Linked DNA regions of Homo sapiens: all the other regions are linked to region 3. Evidence: read pairs that join two places in POLR2A ChIA-PET (ENCODE). Cell type or tissue: Caco-2. All regions are shown on one strand. Region 1 overlaps FAM227A (family with sequence similarity 227 member A). Region 2 overlaps TMEM184B (transmembrane protein 184B). Region 3 has its middle 7.3 kb from the start of DDX17.

The links. ChIA-PET counts read pairs that join two places held together with the same protein. Peaks named below come from ENCODE experiments on the same cell type or tissue, not always from the same donor. Only the 100,000 strongest peaks of a DNase experiment are listed, where the experiment ranks them.
Region 1: POLR2A ChIA-PET joins it to region 3 with 5 read pairs; 2 of 35 experiments call an interaction of 5 or more read pairs at or near these places.
Region 2: POLR2A ChIA-PET joins it to region 3 with 9 read pairs; 4 of 35 experiments call an interaction of 5 or more read pairs at or near these places.

The regions. Positions count from the first base shown.
Region 1 is chr22:38,617,970-38,622,969 of GRCh38, reverse strand. It overlaps FAM227A (family with sequence similarity 227 member A), which reads left to right. Exons shown (of 17, transcript NM_001013647.2): 11 at 2,679-2,758. Among named protein-coding and RNA genes, the nearest start is that of FAM227A, 36 kb to the left of the region's middle. In Caco-2, no CTCF peak of the experiment used is centred here; no DNase peak of the experiment used is centred here.
Region 2 is chr22:38,264,351-38,269,350 of GRCh38, reverse strand. The region is part of intron 1 of TMEM184B (transmembrane protein 184B); the gene reads left to right. Among named protein-coding and RNA genes, the nearest start is that of TMEM184B, 6.2 kb to the left of the region's middle. RefSeq lists an enhancer at 4,965-5,000. In Caco-2, no CTCF peak of the experiment used is centred here; no DNase peak of the experiment used is centred here.
Region 3 is chr22:38,511,089-38,516,088 of GRCh38, reverse strand. It overlaps a transcript of DMC1 not described here. Among named protein-coding and RNA genes, the nearest start is that of DDX17, 7.3 kb to the right of the region's middle. RefSeq lists a cis regulatory region at 1,109-1,517 and an enhancer at 2,538-3,346. In Caco-2, no CTCF peak of the experiment used is centred here; a DNase peak (open chromatin) is centred at 2,858.

The sequences.
Region 1 (5,000 bases), 110 kb before region 3:
ATTGGAATAGTGGATGCCAGATAATGAGTGTCTACCTGTGTGCCATGCACTGTGCTGGGCTCTCTGCCTCTTTTTTTTTTTTTTTTTTTTTTTTTTGAGACAGTCTTGCTCTGTCACCCAGGCTGGAGTGCAGTGGTGTGATCTCGGCTTACTGCAACCTCCACCTCCCGGATTCAAGTGATTCTCCTGCCTCATCCTCCCAAGTAGCTGGGATCCCAGGCACCCACCACCACGCCCAGCTAATTTTTGTATTTTTAGTAGAGACAGGGTTTTGCCATGTTGGCCAGGCTGGTCTTGAACTCCTGACCTCAAATGATCTACCCACCTCGGCCTCCCAAAGTGCTGGGATTACAGACGTGAGCCACCATGCCTGGCCAGCCCATTTTATTTAATCCTCACGACAACCTGCTGAAGTACACACTAAATCCACTTCACGGATGAGGAAACTAAAGCTCAGAGAAGCAACTTGTCCAAGGTCAGCTTTTCTATTTCACTCAGCAGACCCATAATGAGTTCTGGGTGCCAGGCACTCTGCTCAGCACTGGGAACATGGTGGTGGAGGCAAGCCCAGTCCCTCTGTTGCAGGGCCAAGGAGCCCCAGAAATGGGGCTTCTGCCTGGAAAGGTTCATGGCTTTTTCCAGGAAGGAATTCAAGAATTCAAGGATGAGCTGGTGGTAGAACAAAGCAGCTCACCTTGACTGTTGCAGCTCTCTGACTGCTTCTGCAGAGCAGGGCTACCCCATAAGCAGTGTGTTGAGAAGAACAGCTCAGGGCCAGTTCTGCAGGCTCATTTAAACCCACTTTTAATTACAGGCAAATTAAGGGGCAGATTATTCAGAAATTTCTGGAAAAAGGGGTGGTAAATTCCAAGTCTGGTCATTGCTAGGGAATGGATAAACTGTCTTGATGCCTGGTGGGCATGTCTTAGGAAGCTAGTCTTCAATTAGGTCTGGAGTAGAGTTCCACCTCCAACCTCACCTCTTCATGATCTAGTGGGAAACTCAGGCCACACAATTGTCCTGCAGGGGATTGGGCACTGCAGTGGGGGGGATTCAGAGGGGTAAGGCAACAGCGGGAGGGGGACCCAGTCCAGCCTTGAGAAGGTCAGTACGTGGCGTTTGAGCTGAGATTTGAAGGGTGTGTTGGTCCAAGGACCTGCAGCATCAGCATCTCTCCAAATCAACTGACTCCGACTCTGCAGTTGATCAGGACTTCCAGTGATCTAGAAGCATGTTCCAGTTTGAGAAGCCCTGGTTTAGGGCACTAAGTAATAGAATACCTGAAACCCTTAGAGCAGAGCACGGTGGTGGTTATTAGCTGGAAATTATAAGCTGGCACTTATTCAGGGCCAGACACTTTTTGGTTTTTTGGAGTCTTGCTCTGTCGCCCAGGCTGGAGTGCAATGGCGCAATCTCAGCTCACTGCAACCTCCACCTCCCAGGTTCAAGCGATTCTCCTGCCTCAGCCTCCCGACATAGACACTTTTACCTGTTAGCTCTCTAAGCATTTCCATTTCCTGATCCCTTCATAGATACGATTTCCCTGTAGTCATCATGCACACTCAGGGAGTTTTTTTTTTTTTCTTGTTTTCTTTTCTTTTCTTTCTTTTTTTTTTTTTTGAGACAGAGTCTTTCTGTGTCACCCAGGCTGGAGTGCAGTGGCGTGATCTCGGCTCACAGCAACCTCTGCCTTCCAGGTTCAAGCGATTCTTGAGCCTCAGCCTCCCAAGTAGCTGGGATTACAGGCATGCTCCACCACACCAGCTAATTTTTGTATTTTTAGTACAAAAATACAGGGTGAGACAGGGTTTCACCATGTTGCCCAGGCTGGTCTCAAACTCCTGAGCTCAAGCAATCCACCCACCTTGGCCTCCCAAAGTGCTGGGATTATAGGCGTGAGCCACCATGCCCGGCCGACTCAGGGAGTTTTTTCAAAGTGAAGAAAAACCTAACCCATAAATTGCTTGAGTTTAATGACATTTTAATGAATATTAAATTTAACAGCTATGAGTTTGATAGATTGTTTCTTAAGCATTTAAGCATTTTAATTTTGCAGAGCTCTGAATTGGTTTTTCTTCTGAAACCAGTCCTTTTTTTCCTGTGGGTTGAGTGTCTGCCCTATGCACAGAGCTGTGCATACTTTTTTTTTCTTTTTTTTCTTGAGACGGAGTCTCATTATGTCACCCAGGCTGGAGTGCAGTGACGCAATCTCGGCTCACTGCAAGCTCCACCTCCCAGGATCACACTATTCTCCTGCCTCAGCCTCCCGAGTAGCTGGGACTACAGGCGCGCGCCACCATGCCCGGCTGATTTTTTGTATTTTTTTTTTTAGTAGAGACAGGGTTTCACCGTGTTAGCCAGGATGGTCTCGATCTCCTGACCTCGTGATCCGCCCGCCTCGGCCTCCCAAAGTGCTGGGATTACAGGCGTGAGCCACCGCGCCGGCCCTGTGCATACATTATTTCCTTTAATTGGTGCATTCACCCTAGAGGGAGATAGTGTTCACAGTCTAACAGGACCAGGGTTAGGTAACTTGCCCAGCAGGTGGAGTCAACAGAGAGACCCTAGATCTGGTGGGTGTCACTGTCTCCAGAAAGGAGGCTGTCTCAAGCTCCTGGGCTACAATCTTCATTGTCCCATGACAAGAGGAATTAATAACAGCTTTTCCCCTTCTATAGGGAGAGAGTTTTCTTTGTTTGCTGGTAAGAGAGCCTTCTCCCAGAAGCCAGCCCAGAGCAGGAAATTCTACCACCCTCAGGTAAGTGGGGAGGCACGGACCAGGACCCCTTTGGAGTCCCATAAGCTTCAGGAACCCTCGGTTCTTCTGGAGCATCAGTGGCCTCCGGTTAGTTGCACATCTCTGTACCCCTTGCCCAGGTCCACTCCATCTTCTAAGTGAGGAGCCCTGGGAGGCCTCCAGGTCTCCCATGGGTAAGTGGCTAAGTGGCATACTAAGGGGCATTCACAGAAATGCAGCGATTGAGAAGAGAGAGGGAAGGAACCAGGTTTTCAGTGTAGGCTGCAGTGCAAGATGCTTTTACTTATTTTTTTTTCTCCACTAATCCTCATGGCAAACCTGAAACCTAGCAGTCATCCCTGATACGTACTTTCTCCTCTGCCCTATTGATGTTCCTTCTGATGTACCTCCCAGAACCACCTGTTTCTCACTTTTCCACTCCCACCACCCTAGTTTGAGCTCCCATCACTACTGCAGTAGGCACCTAACTGGTCTCCCTCAGGTTCTCAGATACTTCTAGGGCCATCTTTTCAAAGTGCAAAGCTAAGTACATCATCCCATCACCACCTGACCCTATCCTATCCCCCGACCCTAAAAACCCTACTTCCAGGCCAGGCACAGTGACTCACGCCTATAATCCCAATACTTTGGGAGCCCAAGGCAGGCAGATCACTTGAGACCAGGAGTCCAAGACCAGTCTGGTCCACATGGTGAAACCTCGTCTCTACTAAAAATACAAAAATTAGCCAGGCTTGGTGCCATGCACCTGTAGTCCCAGCTACTCAGGAGGCTGAGGCACAAGAATTGCTTGAACCCGGGAGGCAGAGGTTGCAGAGAGCTGAGATCACACCACTGCACTGCAGCCTGGGTAACAGGGCAAGACTCTGTCTCAAAAATAAATAAATAAATAAATAAATAAGATCCTACTTCTAGCCAATAAAATGACACCCTCCACACCCCAGAATGCTTCCTCTGGCCTTTAGTAGACTGACTTGCACAGCCTTGCTCATCTGGCTCAACCCCTTCTCCAACCTCCTGGGCTCTCAGGGGTCCTGCCTCAGGGGACTTCTTTTATTTCCTTGTATACCACACTCCCTTTCTGTATGTGGCCTCTGTACCTCCTGTTCTTCTTGTCCCAGGTAAGCTCCTATCACCATTGCCATTGTCACTGTCAGCATTTCCTCCCAACCCCCAAGTCCAGAGACATTGATAGCATGCAGTTAACCAAATGCCACAAATAAAGGCTTTTTTTTTTTTTTTTCTGAAGAGCTGGAAAAAAAAATCCCAGGGCAGGGTTTAGCAAACTATGAATCAGACCTTTCACTGCCTGTTTTTGAAAATAAAGCTTTATTGGCACACAGCCATGGCCATTCATTTACTATTGTCTACAACTACCTTCACACTGAAACAGCAGAGTTGAGTACTTGCGATAGAGACTTTAGGACCTGCAAAGCCGAATATTTATCATCTGGCTTTTTGCAGAAAAAGTTTGCTAACCCCTGGTCTAGGAGATATATAGTCATCCTTCCATCTCAGTTCAGATTCTTGTAGGGAGGGAAAAAAACCTTTTATCTACCCTCTGAGGCAAAGTGTATGGAGCCCTACAAGTTAAACTGACAAAAGATAGACAGTTTAACAGGAGAAAGGCATTCAAATTTTATTTGATGTTAGTATTTTTACATGACACAGGACTTCATTGGAAGAAAGCGAAAACCTCAAGGAAGTGGCTAGGTCTGATAGTTCACATACCACCCTAACAAAGAGCAATTAATTGTGGAGATGTGACAAGACAAAGGAAAAGAGGTTTAGGCTTCTGGGGATGGTAAATTGTGGGAAGGTAAATATATGGGAGAAACTAATGGAAGATAAGGATTCTTTCAATAAGATTTCTATATGCAGATTCAAGGGGTGCCATCTCCAGTGATGAGTTGTCTCTTCTTCCTGGTACTGGAGATGGGAAGTGGGGACACCTTCACAAAGGAAAATTTATGCTCTGCTTTTAGATGGAAACTGGAATTGTAAAGAGATTTCCTGCATCTGCTGTTTTTCAATTGCCTTCAGCTCAAAATAATTCCTATGCAAAGTGGCCTATTTTGGGATGGCAGATTCTAACCCCCTTCACTCTCATCCTCAGGGTCAGCTTTCTGCCCCTCTGGGCTGGATGATGTTCCTTATTATACAGGCCAATGTCCCTTTCCTTCAGAGCACTCATGTAATTATTTGGTTATTACTCTGATCATGGCTGTTTCCCCTGCTAATCTTT
Region 2 (5,000 bases), 250 kb after region 3:
TACTTGGGAGGCTAAGGCAGGAGAATTGCTTTAATCCGGGAGGCGGAGGTTACAGTGAGCTGAGATAGTGCCACTACACTCCAGTCTGGTGGGTGATAGAACAAGACTCCGTCTTAAAAAGAAATGGTCACTAGGAGCACGGGAGGAGGAGGGAGAGAGGGAGGTAATGCGCTGAGCAGTTCTGGTGACCCAGAGAGAGAATTGGGAGATGCAATTTAAATCTGTGCGCTTATTAGCCCTGTGGCCTTGGGCAAGATGCTTACCAGGTTCTAATTCCTGCTGTTTAAAAATAGGGGGCAAATGATTCACTTTCCTTCATCTGTAAGATGGGAGTAATAACAGTGTGGCTGTCACGTGGCTGGCCTGACCAATGTCTGATGGAGCTCAGCACGGTACCTGGCACACAGGACATGCTTTTATTATGACCTTACAGGCCCATTCATTTATTTGAGAAGGAGGCATCGCAGGCCTGTGTGCCAGGCTGTTTGCGGGGAGCCGCCCTCAGGAGCCGAGTGCAGCTGGGGAGAGAGAAATCAGACACACAAGCAATTATGATTGTCCTGGGGGCTCTTAGGGAACCTTAGGCCATTGTCGCCTGGGCGGGCACTTGTCTAGTGAGGTGATGTGTATTAAGGTGGAGGAAGAAGTGGGCTCCAGGTAGAAGGAAGAGCACATGCAAAGCAGAGGTCTGAGTTCATGTCTATGGAGTTGTTTGATACTAAGTCTCAGCACTTAGTAGACCTGAAATAAATGTTTGCTGAATGCCATCTCCTCAGCCTCAGAGAGGACAGAAACGGGAAGAGGTAGAGTGGGAGGCGGCCACAGAGAGAAGAATTGAAGGGTCACCCAAGTTGTAGATTTTCTCATCATTCCCTCCCCTTGGCCTCCGTCTCTGTGGAAAAGCAGGTACTAATGTGGTGCAGGTACTAACAGTGCGTCTGAGTCTGCCAGAATTCTTTCTTTTTTTTTTTTTTTTGAGACAGGGTCTCCCTCTGTTGCCCAGGCTGGAGTGCAGTGGCAGGATCTCGGCTCACTGCAACCTCCGCCTCCTGGGTGATTCTCGTGCCTCAGCCTCCCAAGTAGCGGGGATTACAGGCACCCACCATCATGCCTGGCTAATTTTTGTATTTTTAGTAGAGATGGGGTTTCACCATGTTAGCCAAGCTGGTCTCGAACTCCTGACCTTGTGATCTGCCCGCCTTGGCCTCCCAAAGTGTTGGGATTACAGGTGTGAGCCACTCTGCCCGGCCTCCGCCAGCATTCTTACCGGGCACTCATTCCCAAATTGCTTGTCCTCAGCACTGGAGAGGATAAATCTAAATGCAGAGGTGGCTGACAGCTGGAATTAGGCGGACACCCAGGTAGCATTTGTTCACGTGTCTATTTGCTGCTGTTTTAGGGTGGCTGAAGCCCTATGCTTGGGTATGGCATAGAAGGATGGTGCGTGGCTTCTGGTTGGTGACTTTTCTAGTCTTAGGTTAATCATGGCTCAGTGTCTGGCGAAATGTACACAGTAGGTAGTGAAGTGGTTTTTGAATAAACAAATGAATGGTTGGATGGGTTTGTGGCACTGCCACTCAGGATAAAGCTATAATTATTCTTGAAAAATGACGGATATGGCTAGGTGCGGTGGCTCACACCTGTAATCCCAGTACTTTGGGAGGCCGAGGTGGGCAGATCACTTGAGCTCAGGAATTGGAGACCAGCCTGGCCAACATGGTGAAACCCCGTCTCTACTAAAAATACAAAAATCAGCCAGGTGTGGTGGCATGTGCCTGTAAACCCAGCTACTTGGGAGGCTGAGGCAGGAGAATTGCCTGAACCTGGGAGGCGGAGGTTGCAGTGAGCTGAGACTACGCCATTGCACTCCAGCCTGGGTGACAGCGAAACTCCATCTCAAAAAAAAAAAAAAAAAGATATTAGGGGTGGTTGGAACAGGATTGGTTATTCCAGGAGCCGGTGGTGCTCACTAAACAGCCTTGAGTCTGGCTGGCTGGTGTGGGAGGTCTTAGGCCTGTGATGGGAGACAGGAAGCTTGGTGGACACCTCCTTTTCCTTCTCTGGGGTGGAAACCACAGGGGAAGATCCACCCAGAAAGCCTTTGTGCTGAACCTGCGTCACTTCCAGCTCAACCATGTTTTACAAAGTCACATCCCACTAAGTGAATATTTGGTGAAAAGTTTGCCACGTTGATCTCAGTCTTGTACCTTTGAAAAACAATAGGCTTCTCTGAGATTAGAAGTAGTACTTGTTTTTTTTTTTTTTTTGAGACAGAGTTTTGCTCTGTCGCCCAGGCAGACAGTGCAGTGGTGCGATTTCGGCTCACTGCAAGCTCCGCTTCCCGGGTTCAAGCCATTCTCCTGCCTCAGCCTCCCGAGTAGCTGGGAGTACAGGCACCTGCCACGGCGCCCGGCTAATTTTTTGTATTTTTAGTAGAGGCAGGATTTCACCGTGTTAGCCAGGATGGTCTCGATCTTCTGACCTCTTGATCCACCCGCCTCGGCCTCCCAAAGTGCTGGGATTACAGGCGTGAGCCACCGTACCCGGCCGTACTTGTTGATAGTAAACTTGAAGCACAGGAAAGATTGGGGATAAGAATAAAAATTACCCCAAATTTCCAAATCAAGAAGTAATCATGGTTCAGGTTTGGGCAGATGTTCTTTCTAGGCATGAACACACGTTATCTCATTGTTTACTTAACACCGGGTTATAAACATTTACCCATAGCATTTGAAAGGTAGCTATAGATAGAAAAGAATCAGAGAAGTTCTAAAACAGCTCTTGCGCTTTGTTTCAAATTCTCTGCAGGAAAGATGAGGTCTTCAGCCTTTTTTTTAGCTGGACGGCACCGTTGCAGCAGTGGTGAACAGGGCACTGGATTGAGTCAGGAAACCCAGCTGTGACCTTGGGCAAGCCACTTGCCCTCTTTGAGCTTCACTCCTGCTAAGGCAAGGGGCGCTATTCGTACCCTGTCTGCCCACCTCACAGGCTCTGGTGAAGTCCTTGATTTGAACGCCTTTAGCTCCCAAGGTTGTGGTTTGGAGATAGGGCAGGTCACATGACCATGAAGACTGAAGGAGAAACGTGGAAGCACGTGTGCCTGTTGCTTCTTTTCCAACTTAAAATGCTTGGTGATCTCCTGAAGACTCCAGCCTCCTCTCTGGGAAGCCAGGATCCACAGACCCTTTACCTGCGGGTCATGGGCAGTCCCAGATGGTCCCCCTCCCCAACAGAGGGGGTGCAGTGAGACCTCCGGAAGTTACTGCCTCTGTTACCCTCAAAGGGATTTTCAGATCAGACAGCCCCCCTACTCCAAGGGACGTGTGTGGAGCTTGGTACCTTTATTTATCTCCTGCTCCAACCCCTGTGGACTGCCTGCACCCAGAATGGGGCCTCTCCTGCTGGCAAGTGGCTGAGAACCTCCACTCCACTCAGCAGGGCTGTTCCCCATTTACCGAAAAGCTCCGAGAGAAAATAACTAACCCCATGGCGCCGCTGTAGCTACTGGCAGAGCCTCCTGGTCCCCACCTCTAGCGCCTGTGGTTTTTGTTTCATGCAGAGTGAGCAGTGAATCTGGGATCCCATCAGCAGTCAGTTTGGGTGCCTGCGAGGCACAATGATAGATGTTGGTGAAGGGTATGTGTGAGGATATTAATTAATATTAACATGCTAGTTATATTAATATTCTCATTGGAATTTGTGGGGCTTTGCAAGTTATATTTCAAATATATGGTTTTATGTAATCCTTTTAACTGCCCTGAAACCTTGAAATTATTGCACCTATTTTATAGATGGAGAGACTGAGGCTCAGAGGGGTGAATTGCCTAAGATCCTGGGGGAGGAAGCACCCAGGTTTTCTGGTTTTGAGTCCTGGGCCCTTCCTGCTGAGTAGCTACCCCCAACACAGACCTGCCCTTGGAGAGCTTGCAGCCACACTGGGAAGGCCAGTGTATTGGATTGCTGCTTAGACCTGGAAAGCACGTGAATAAAGCTTCAGGTTAAAACCATGGGGGTTCCAGGAGGCAGCAGTCGGCTCTGCCTGGGGGTGAGCTGAGGAGCCGGTGCTCTCTGGAACAAGGGTAGTTGGGCTGAGGCTCAGTGGACAGTGGAGGTTGGCAGGTGAAGTGCAGGAGGTCTTTGCAGGGAGTGGGACCACCTTGAGCACACACAGAGGAATGAGACAGGCAGGTTACTCAAGGAGCAGAGGTCTCGTGACCACTTCCCAGAGCATGTGGGGTCCTAGCCTCATCTCCAGGAGGAGAAAGTGCATCTATACACAGATTTGTCAATGGAGTTTAAATAGGATGTGGGAAAATCTAGATTTTCCAAAACAGTACATATTTGCTTTGAGAAGAAAGGTAGATGCAGGATGCATAGGTTAGATAATTTTAATAGCAGTAACCTCAGAGCATGTAAGTATGATTTGATTTACTGGAGTGCCTGGCCGTCTCAGTCAGTGGGAGCACGGCTTGGGCTGGGAGATGAGGTTGACAAGGGTTCTTTCTCTCAAATGCTTCCTTTGGTTTGCTAAGAGGTATCTCCTACTCGGCCGGGGGCAGAAGACTTTTCCTTCTTTTCCCAGTTTGCAGTAGTTGGGCCAGATTTGTGGAAGTGGGAGAAAGGCCTGCCCTGCTTCTACATAGAGTTGGCTGTCCTGACTTGATACTCGGTGTGCCTTCCAGAGACCCGCCTCCATCTCCTCAACTCCCTGGCTTGATGCTTAGGTGGTGATGGCTGTTGGGCACAGGAGTTACATAACAGATCTGTGATGGACCCAGGAGCAGAGCCAGCTGAGTGAATGTCATGGAGTGGGAGTGGTCTTGCATGGCTGTGGTGTCCCCTGCAGCTTGTGCAGGGTATGTGGCAAGAGGTGCTCACCACTCATCTGGAATGGCTAGACTGGAAGCACTTGGCCCTCTTGGGCTCTGCACCCCCACCCCCTCCCACCTGGCCTGCCTGCTCATCTTCATGGGCGCCTGGGGAGACCAATTATGGCTGCT
Region 3 (5,000 bases):
ATTTGTTTCCTGTGAGCAAAGGACCATGGCTTTCCAGTCCTCCACTCTCCATTTGAGTGTAGACATAGGTCTGGTCTATTTCTGGCCTATATAGGGGAGAGGAGCACTCAAAAAAGAGGGTTTATTGGTTAGGACTCTTTTGGTTGCAAGCCACAGAAACATACTGTTACCAGAAAAGGGTCCTAATCCAGACCCGAGAGAGTTCTTGGACCTCACCCAAGAAAGAATTTGGGGTGAGTCCATAGAGTAAAGCAAAAACAAGTTTGTTTGTTTATTTATTGATTGATTTTTGAGATGGAGTCTTCCTCTGCTACCCAGGCTGGGGTGCAGTGGCGCAATCTTGGCTCACTGCAACCTCCACTCCCAGGTTCAAACGATTCTCCTACCTCAGCCTCCCAAGTAGCTGAGATTGCAGGCGCCCGCCACTACACCCGGCTAAGTTTTGTATTTTTAGTAGAGACGAGGTTTCACCATGTTGGCCAGGATGGTCTCGAAATCCTAACCTCAGGTGATCCACCCACCTCAGCCTCCCAAAGTGCTGGGATTACAGGCATGAGCCACCGTGCCCTGCTACTTTCTTTTTCCCTTTTTTCTTTCTTTTTTTTTTTTTTTGAGAGGGATTTCATTCTTGTTGCCCAGGCTGGAGTGCAATGGTGCAATCTCTGCTCATTGCAACCTCCGCCTCCTGAGTTCAAGTAATTCTGCTTCAGCCTCCCAAGTAGCTGGGGTTACAGGCATGCCTAACCTCGCCTGGCTAATTTTTTGTATTTTTAGTAGAGATGGAGGTTTCACCATGTTGGTCAGGCTGGTCTTGAACTCCTGACCTCAGGTGATCCACCTGCCTCGGCCTCCCAAAGTGCTGCGATTACAGGCGTGAGCCACTGCACCTGGCCCCGGCTACTTTCTTAATAAACTTGCCTTCAGGCTAGGCACAGTGGCTCACGCCTGTAATCCCAACACTTTGGGAGGCTGAGGTGGGCAGATCACGAGGTTAGGAGTTCAAGACCAGCCTGACCAACAAGGTGAAACCCCATCTCTACTAAAAATACAATAATTAGCCGGGCATGGTGGCTGGCACCTGTAGTCCCAGCTACTCGGGAGGCTGAGGCAACAGAATCTGTCTCAAAAAAAAAAAAAAAAAAAGAATAAAAAAATGGCTATTCCATAGGCAGAGCAGCAGCATGGGCTGCTTGACTGAGTATACTTACGGTTAGTTCTTGAGCATGTGCTAAACAAGGGGCAGATTATTCATGAATTTTCCAGGAAAGGAGTGGGCAATTCCCGGAACTGATGGTTCCTCTCCTTTTAGACCATACAGGATAACTTCCTGACGTCATGGCATTTGTAAACTGTCATGGCGCTGGTGGGAGTGTCTAGCATGCTAATGCACTATAATTAGTGTATAATGAGCAATGAGGACAACCAGAGGTCACTTTCATTGCCACCTTGGTTTTGGTAGGTTTAGGGCAGCTTATTTACCTATCCTGTTTTATCAGCAAGGTCTTTGTGACCTGTATCTTTGTGACCTCCTGTCTCATCCTGTGATTAAGAATGCCTGGTGGCTCACACCTGTAATCCCAGCATTTTGGGAGGCTGAGGTGGGCAGATCACGAGGTCAGGAGATCTAGACGATCCTGGCCAACATGGTGAAACCCGTCTCTACTAAAAATACAAAAATTAGCTGGGCGTCATGTTGCATGCCTGTAGTCCCAGCTACTCCAGAGGCTGAGGCAGAAGAATCGCTTGAACCCGGGAGGTGGAGGTTGCAGTGAGCAGAGATCATGCCACTGCACTCCAGCCTGCAACTCCATCTCACAAAAAAAAAAAAAAAAAAAAAAAAAAGAATACCTAACCTCCTGGGAATGCAGGCCAGTAGGTCTCAGCCTTATTTTACCCAGCCACTATTCAAGATGGAATCCCTCTGGTTTGAACACCTCTAACAATGCTAGCAAATGCAAGACAAGGAATTCAGTGGCTCACGAAACTGAAAAATCCAGAGGAAGAGCTGACTTCAGCCACAGGTGAAGCCAAGGTGTCGACAGCAGCCTCAGGACTCGATCTTGCTGCCTCCATCTCCTGCTCTGCTGATTTCCGTGCTGCTATTGTTTTCAAACAGGCCTTCCCCACACAGTAGCCAAGTTACTGCTTCTAACTTTGGTGGGATGCATCAAGTTAGAAAACTCACTAGGAACATGCCTTTTTCCTCATAGATTATTCATTCTGGGCCAGGCGCAGTGGCCCGCGCCTATAATCCCAGCACTTTGAGAGGCCGAGGAGGGCGGATCACCTGAGGTCAGGAGTTCAAGGCCAGCCTGGCCAACATGGCGAAACCCCAACAAAAAAATTAGTCGGGTTTGGTGGTGCGCACCTGTAATCCCAGCTACTCAGGAGGCTGAGGCAAGAAAATCGCTTGAACCGGATAGTCGGAGGTTGCAGTGAGCCGAGATGGTGCCACTGCACTCCAGCCTGGGCAACAAGAGTGAAACTCCGTCTCAGAAAAAAGAAAAGAAAAAAGAAAGAGAGAGAGAAAGAGAAAGAGATTAGATACAAGGGATATCTTTCATCATGGTGAGGAGAAGGATTGGGCCTTAGACACCAAGTGTGGCTAGTCAGGACTCCTTCAACTGACCCTGGCTTGTTAGGGCAAATGTTTCACATTTTCTGGTTGCACAGTTTGCATTTCTCCATCATAATAACACTTGTTTTCTTTCAAAGAGTCACCTCTCCCCAATTCAGGTAGTGCATCCTGAGACATTGAATATGAAGTGACAGTCACAAGGATGACAGCAGGGGTTAGAGGCTGCTCACACCTGCAGTGACAGCAGGGGGAGCAGGGGCAGCAGGGCCTAGCAGCAGTGGCAGAGGCCTGACCAGGCTGTTCCTGCTGCTAGACTGGGGTTTCCGGCTCCTAGACTGCTGAGTGGCTCAGACTCCCATCCATGCCCAGGCTGTTTCTGCAGTCTTCTGCTAATTCAATGAACCCTAATGTCCTTTTTTTTTTTTTTGAGACAGACTCTAGCTCTGTCACCCAGCCTGGAGTGCAGTGGTGTGATCTTGGCTCACTGCAACCTCCACCTCCTGGGTTCAAGCGATTCTCCTGTCTCAGCCTCCCGAGTAGCTGGGATTACAGGTGTGCACAACCCCACCCAGCTAATTTTTGTATTTTTAATAGAGATGGGGTTTTGCCATGTTGGCTAGGCTGGTCTTGAACTCCTGACCTCAGGTGATCCACCCGCCTTGGCCTCCCAAAGCACTGGGATTACAGGCATGAGTCACCACGCTCAGCCCCTAATGTCTTTCTAATAAGTTTCCCTTTGCCTTAGTTAGCCAGTTAGATTCTATCACTTGCCATCTAGAACTCCAACCAAGGTAACAACAGAGTGCCTCTCAAGTGCCGCCTTCAGGGACTGGAGAAAGGGAAGCCAGGAGGGGCTTGCTTAACACTCGGGTGGGACAGCTCTCATTATTCATACTCTTCACGTGCTTTCCTACGCCAGGCTTCAATATTTTGAGAGGGAAGTTGTTAAAGGGATAGCTTAGATTTTACTTGACTGAATATAAGGGAAAACCCCCAAAATAAGTGTCCCAAACAAAATACAGGTTTATTTTTCTCTCATAGAAAAGAAATCTAAAGCTAGGCAGTCCAGAGATGCTACTACAGTGGGTCCACTTTGTCATCAGGCCCGCAGGCCTCTATCTTTCTGCTTGACCATCTTAATTTTTGACTTCCGTCTTCAAGGTCAGCTCATTGCCTAAGTTGGCAGCTGGAGCTCTAGTCAGAGAAACCAAGTTGAGAGAAGAAAGATAAAAGGCAGTCTGGGTGCAGTGGCTCACACCTGTAATCCCAGCACTTAGGGAGGTTGAGGCAGGTGGATCACTTTAGGACAGGAGTTCGAGACCAGCCTGGCCAACCTGGTGAAATCTCATCTCTACTAAAAATACAAAAATTATCCGGGTGTGGTGGCATGCGCCTGTACTCCCAGTTACTCAGGAGGTTGAGGCGGGTGAATCTCTTGAACCCGGGAGGCAGAGGTTGCAGTGAGCCAAGATTGTGCCACTGCACTCCAGCCTGGGTGACAGAGTGAGACCCTGTCTCAAAGAAAGAAAGAAAGATAAAAGGCAGAAGGGCAAAAAGAAAAAAAAAGAAGGAAAAGCTCTGTCTAGCTGACTCAGCTCCTGTAAAGCAGCCCTACCATACAACACTTGTGCTTATATCTCATTGGCCATACCCATGCACAAAAGAGGTAGGAAAATACAGACTTTTGTTCCAGACATCAATATGCCCAGCTAAAATTTGGAGTTCTGTTATTAAGGAGGAAAAGGAGCCAGGCATGGTGATGAGCACCTGTAGACCTAGGTACTCAGCAGCTGAGGCGTGAGGATCGCTTGAGCCTAGGAGTTCAAGATGGCAGTGAGCTGTGATCGTGTCACTGCACTCCAGCCCAGGTGACAGAACAAGACCCTGTCTTCTCTCTCTCGCTCAATTTTTTTTTCCAGAGGTTACAGGGTCTCTCTCTGTCACCCAGGCTGGAGTGCAGTGGGGCAAGCATAGCTCACTGCAGCCTCAAGCACCTGGGCTCAAGTGACGCTCCCACCTCAGCCTTCCACGTATATGGAAAGTATCTGGAACCACACACACACACCACCACACCCAGCTAATTTTTTTATTATTTGTAGAGCTGAGATTTCACTATGTTACCTAGGCTGATCTTGAACTCCTGGGCTCAAGGGATCCTCCCGCCTCGGCCTCCCAAAGTGCTGGGATTACAGGTGTGAGCCACAGCGCCAGCCTCCTGACTCTTAATTGAAAAGGGAGAAAGGGAGAATGGTTGTTGGATAAGCAATTAGCATTCTTTACAACAAAATCTTCTTTTACTTCCTCATTAATGATAAACTTATTGAATGCCTATTGTATACTATGCAAGGTGTTTCAGATTTTCTGTTTGTTTGTTTTACAGATGGGGTCTCAGTCTGTCACCCAGGCTGGAGTGCAGTGGCAC